Regions from separate parts of the Homo sapiens genome. Here region 1 is linked to region 2. Evidence: read pairs that join two places in POLR2A ChIA-PET (ENCODE). Cell type or tissue: PC-3. All regions are shown on one strand. Each heading gives the region's core, and the rest is flanking DNA. Links, peaks and the distances in the headings are about the cores only.

Region 1 (2,917 bases), core at 190-2,689, 89 kb before region 2:
AACTCCTGGGCACAAGTGACCCTCCCACCTTGGCCTCCCAGGGTGCTGGGATTACAGGCATGAGCCACTGTGCCTGGCCACTTTTCTCAATCCTAAAACAGCCCTCTTCCTAAGGGAAGATCTTTAGCCAGTAAAGGGCTAACCAGACAATTCTGTCAATTATTTCCTTTAAGGAGAGACTCAATGACTCCAATCCTCTCCCACCAGGTAACCCAGAAGGAGGCTAATGGATTGACTCCCCTACTACTCAGAAGACTTAATCCCCAAAACTCTGAGAGCTGCTACCGCCCACCCCCCCCGCCACCCCACCAGGAGCTAGAAATCCTCTTCCCGCTGTCTACAAAATCTGCTTCCCACTAGAGTGTACAACTCACTCTACTACCCTGTCTTCTGGCATATTTCCACTGTTACATGGTTCCACATATTTGTAGCACAGTATCTGGGCTGTGCATCTATTTGTAGAAGGGACAGTGTCAATAATCAAGGGGAAGCCAACGGTCATGTATTATAGGTGTATGTGCCTCCCACTCAGGGTGCATATTCCAGATACATCTGAGGAGCTGGCCCCATCAGCTCTAAACTGCTTTGAGTTGGGTACAGAGCACAACCAAGGGGCAATGGTCCAGACTGATAGGAATAAGCTTCAAACACCCACTCTGCTCAGGATACCCAGCTAAGTGTTTTCCTACCCAAATCCTCACAAAATAACCTGCAATGTGGTATTACTTCTCCCAATCTGACAACTCAGGAAACAAGAGGCTGCCAGGGGTTGAACTGCCCCAGGAAGCAGCAAGATCAGGTTTCAAATCCTGAAGGCAGGGAAATAATGAAGAATACGAAATTTGGAGTCCAGAAGACTTGGATTCCAATCCCTATAATGTCACTTATCTATCACATGATTGGGCAAATTGTATGATTATATAGAAGCTCAGTTTCCTCATCTGGAAAATGAAACAATACCTACCTCATCAGGTTATTAGGAAGATTAAATGGGATAGTGTTCAAACAGCACTGAATACTGTGCCTGGCCCAGAGTAAGTAAGGTAAGCTCTCAATAAAAAGGTACCTTAGACTACTTACAATTAACCTAGGCTTCTGACATCCACATCCTGGCCTCTTTCTATGTATACCATCGAAAAATTCTCTCTCAAAGTGGGAAGAAGTTAGCTACAGCTGTATGCTTTACTCAACGGATGAAGCTGATCAAAGATGGTGACACATGGGACCAGAGGGCACAATAGGGAACTGGCTCAGTCTGCATTTGGAGAGGGCTGTTTTGTAGGGGTCCTCTGTGGTTTACCAGAGGAAGCAGAAGACGGAGATTTCATGAAAAAGCTGGCCTTTCTAGGGAAACTTGCTAGGCACATGTAGGAACATGAGTAGTCTTCTCTGCAAGCTATGAGTCAAGACATAGTAAATGGTAAGCCCTGGGGCAGATCATTACAATTTCCTCCCAGATGCTTCCTGGCACCACTGGCTTGTATCACTAGTTTCATAATGAAACTGATACGAAACCAGGTCTCATCATCACTCATCCCTCCTTTACCCCATCTTTTAATAGTCAGCGAAGTAAACTGACTCCTGTTCCTAACTGCAGCATGGTTCCACAAGGCCACACATCTTGGCCAAATCACGGGGGCATGAATGGGCTTGCATCAAACTCTTTCTGGGGCAACTTGATGATGAGCACATGGGGCAATAGTTCAGAATTTAAGGCTGGAAAATGAAAGCCTAAACATAGCTCTTTCTTCCACACCCATCCAGGGCTTCAGACAGTCATTTGACCGCATTAGCCTCAGTTTCTCCCACAAGGATTCTGAATTACAAGGTCAATGAACCTGATGAAGAGGTGCCTGCTCTACCAATATAAATGGACAGCTTTTAGCACTGAGCCTAAATGTACATTCCCTAAAATACTGTCGGGGAAGGGAAAAAGGGAATCAGTAACCTGAGGCTGCTTCTAGAGAAATTAACAATTAATATCATAGGACACATTATAGGTAAAAATAAATAAAAAGAGAAATTAACAACAAAAAAGCCAGAGCTCTATGTATCTGCACTCGATAGAAGACATCCAATGGAAACCAGGAGTCTCTGGCCTATGTTCAAAGCTCCTCTCTAAAGATCATCCTGCCAAGCCTGGCCTCGGGTCCTGAACTGGCGCCACTAATAAAACTTGGGCAAGAAGAGTTTGGTCCCTGGGGTACTAGAGCTATTGGGAAAAGAAAGCTTTTTAAATAGACTTATAAGAATTGATGGATGCTGGGCTAAGAACTCATTCCTCTTATGTTCCAGGCCTGCTTTTAGGTTGGAATTTGCCTAGACACCTCCATACTCCCAAGGGAATACCCTTGAAGGTCAGGAGCTTGTCTCTTCCTGGAGGTGCTATCTGGTCCTGATGTCCAACATTACTGGATGTTCTGGCAAAATAAAACCACCCATCTTTCCGTAGACAAAATGTCCATCAAGTGATCACTCTCCACCAATTTCCCTACTGATCTCTGGGTATTTTGACTAGAGGAAAAGGAAAACATCATCTTAAACATATTGTGGCCAAAAGGCAGCCTGGGGAGTTGGGGGAAGAGATTGCCTAGGAAATTTCTATTCTAGCTTGCTTTAGGGACATACCTAGCTCACAAAACAAACAAATTTGTCCTTATAGCTATCACTACCTTCTGTTAAGGGATTGGGATAAGAGGGCACCGGGGAAAAGTAGGTGGAAGTGACTTGAAGAAAGATTCTGGCATTTTTCCTAAGTAAAACTACATATAGAAAAAAGTTCACCAACTAAGAAATACAAATTAAAAGGGCAAGTGCTGTGTCACAGTTGGGAACCGGGTGCTGCTATATATTGCTAGGGGTGGGGGAATATTAACTGGCACAACCTTTCTGGCAAATTAAAATGCCTTAAACAAGC
Region 2 (2,917 bases), core at 114-2,613:
CATCCCCCCGCCCCACCCCAGAGTCCAATCCCTGGGCCAGGAAATGCCTGTGACCTGGCAACCTCTGGACAGTAATGAAGGAGGGGGCACCAGCGAGCACCTTTGGGGGCCAGGCACTCCCGGGAGTGGCAAATGGGCACCCCATTTCTCTCTCTGCCTTTGGTCTAGCTTCCTTGCTGGGCCGAGATTACGCCACTGCACTCCACCCTGGGCAACAAAAGTGAAACTCCATCTCAAAAATAAATAAATTAATTAATTAAATAAAATAAAGATAAATAAATAAAATATACAATTCAGGCTGGGAGTGGTGGCTCACACCTGTAATCCCAGCACTTTGGGAGGCCGAAGCGGGCAAATCATCTGAGGTTAGGGGTTTGAGACCAGCCTGGCCAACATGGTGAAAAATACATTTTTACATTGTATTGTAAAAATACAAAACTTAGCCGAGTGTGGTGGTGCATACCTGTAATCCCAGCTACTGGAGAGGCTGAGGCGCAAGAATCACTTGAACCCAGGAGGTGGAGGTTGCGGTGAGCGGAGATTGTACCACTGCACTCCAGCCTGGGCAACACAGCGAGACTCTGTCTCTGAAAAAAATAATATATGTATATATAATTCAGTGAGGTTAGACAGATGTGAATACTCATGAAGCTATCACCACAATCAACTTATCAAGCATTTCTGTCACCCCTAGGAATTTTCTTGTGTCCCTCTGCAGCCAATCTCTCCTTCTGCTCCTGGCCCTAGGCAACTGCTGATTGGCTTTTTGTCAATAAAGGTACATTTTCTAGAATTTTGTACAAATGAAATCATGTAGTATGTAACCTTTTGGGTCTTTCACTTAGCATAATTATTTTGAAATTCATGCATGTTGTATGTATTAACAGTTCATTCCTTCTTATTACTGTGTAGTATTCCACTGTGTGGATACATCATGATTTGTTTATCCATTCACCTGCTGATGCACCTTTGAGTTGTTTCCAGTTTTTGACTATTGCAAAAAAAAAGTTGCTAGAAACATTCATGTACAGGTCTGCATGGACATGTTTTCTCTTGTTTTTTAGAGACAGCATCTTGTGTTGCCAAGGCTGAAGTGCAGTGGTACAATCATAGCTCACTGCAACCTCGAATTCATGGGCTCAGGCACTCTTCCCAACTCAGCCTCCTGAGTAGCTGGGACTACAGGCACACGCCACCATACTCAAGTAATAAAAAAAAAATTTTTTTTAAGAGATGGGATCTTACTGTGTTGCCCAGGCTGATCCGGAACTCCTGACCTCAAGTGATCCTCCTGCCTTGGCCTCCCAAACTGTTGGGATTACAGGCAGGAGCCACCACACCCAGCCCAATTTTTCTCTTAAAGTCTGTTTTGTTCTGACATTGGTATAGGCATCACAGCTCTCTCTTGGTTTCTATTTGTGTGGTATAAATCTCTTCCCATCCTTTTACTTTCAACCTGTTTGTACCTTTGAATTTAATTTGTGTCTCTTGTAGGCAACATCTAGTTGATTTTTTTTTTTTTTTTTTTTTTTTTTTTTAGGCAGAGTCTCACTCTGTTGCCCAAGCTGGAATGCAGTGGCACAATCTCGGCTCACTGCAACCTCTACCTCCTGGGTTCAAGCAATTCTCCTGCCTCAGCCTCCCAAGTAGCTTGGATTACGGGTGTGTGCCACCATGCCTGGCTAATTTTTTTATTTTTAGTAGACATTGGGTTTCACCACGTTGGCCAAGCTGGTCTCGAGCTGCTAACCTCAGGTCCGCCCACCTCAGCCTCCCAAAGTGCTGGGATTACAGGCATGAGCCACCACGCCCCGGCCTGAATCATGTTTTTAAATCCATTCTGCTGGCCAGGTGCAGTGGCTCATGCCTGTAATCCCAGATTACAGGGATTACCCGCCTCCCAGGTTCACACGATTCTCCTGCCTCAGCCTCCTGAGTAGCTGGGACTACAGGCGCCTGCCACCACTCCTGGCTAATTTTTTGTATTTTTAGTAGAGACAGGGTTTCACCGTGTTAGCCAGGATGGTCTCAATCTCCTGACCGTGTGATCTGCCTGCCTCAGCCTCCCAAAGTGCTGGGATTACAGGTGTGAGCCACCGGGCCTGGCCTTTTTTTTTTATTTTTTTTGAGATGGAATCTCACTCTATTGCCCAGGCTGGAGTGCAGTGATGCAATATCAACTCACTGCAACACATACCTCCCAGGTTCAAGTGATTCTCCTGCCTCATCCTCCTGAGTAGCTGGGATTACAGGCACCTGCCATCACACCCAGCGAGCTTTTGTATTTTTAATAGAGATGGGGTTTTGCTATGTTGGCCAGGCTGGTCTCAAACTCCTAAGCTTCAGTCTCCCAAAGTGCTGGGATTACAGGCATGAGCCACTGCACCTGGCCCAATCTATTCCTTTTGATTGTGCTTAATCCATTTACACTTGATGTATTTACTTGTAAGGTAGAGTTTATATCTGCCATTTTGGTATTTGTATCTATAGGTCTTATGTCTTTTTGATATGGCCTGTTTTCTTTTGTGTTAAACAGTATTTTCCAGTGTATCATTTAATTTGATTATGATGTGTCTAGGTGTGGACCTCTTAAGAGTTTATCCTCCTTGGAGTTTTTTTGAGATTCTTAGATGTATGTTTTTTGATCTGGGAAGTTTTGGCCATTATTTCTTCAAATATTATTTCTGCTCCTTTCCCTCCCTTCTCTTCTTCTGGGACTCCTGTTACACAAATGTTGGTATGCTTGATGGTGTCCCACAGGTCTCTGAGGCTCTGTTTACTTTTTTTCATTCCTTTTAAAATCCTGCTCCTCAGACTGAAACTCTCAATTGACGTAGCTTCGAGTTTGCTGAATATTTCTTTTGCTTGCTCAAATCTGCTGCTGAACCCCTCTAGTGAATTTTTCATTTCAGTTAAT

Evidence for each region. Peaks named below come from ENCODE experiments on the same cell type or tissue, not always from the same donor. Only the 100,000 strongest peaks of a DNase experiment are listed, where the experiment ranks them.
Region 1: POLR2A ChIA-PET joins it to region 2 with 7 read pairs; 2 of 35 experiments call an interaction of 5 or more read pairs at or near these places.

The regions. Positions count from the first base shown.
Region 1 is chr16:68,666,999-68,669,915 of GRCh38, reverse strand. The region is part of intron 2 of CDH3 (cadherin 3); the gene reads right to left. Among named protein-coding and RNA genes, the nearest start is that of CDH3-AS1, 22 kb to the right of the region's middle. In PC-3, for the core only: no CTCF peak of the experiment used is centred there; a DNase peak (open chromatin) is centred at 1,445; H3K4me3 peaks cover 893 bases; H3K27ac peaks cover 2,500 bases.
Region 2 is chr16:68,577,485-68,580,401 of GRCh38, reverse strand. No RefSeq gene overlaps it. Among named protein-coding and RNA genes, the nearest start is that of ZFP90, 40 kb to the right of the region's middle. In PC-3, for the core only: no CTCF peak of the experiment used is centred there; no DNase peak of the experiment used is centred there.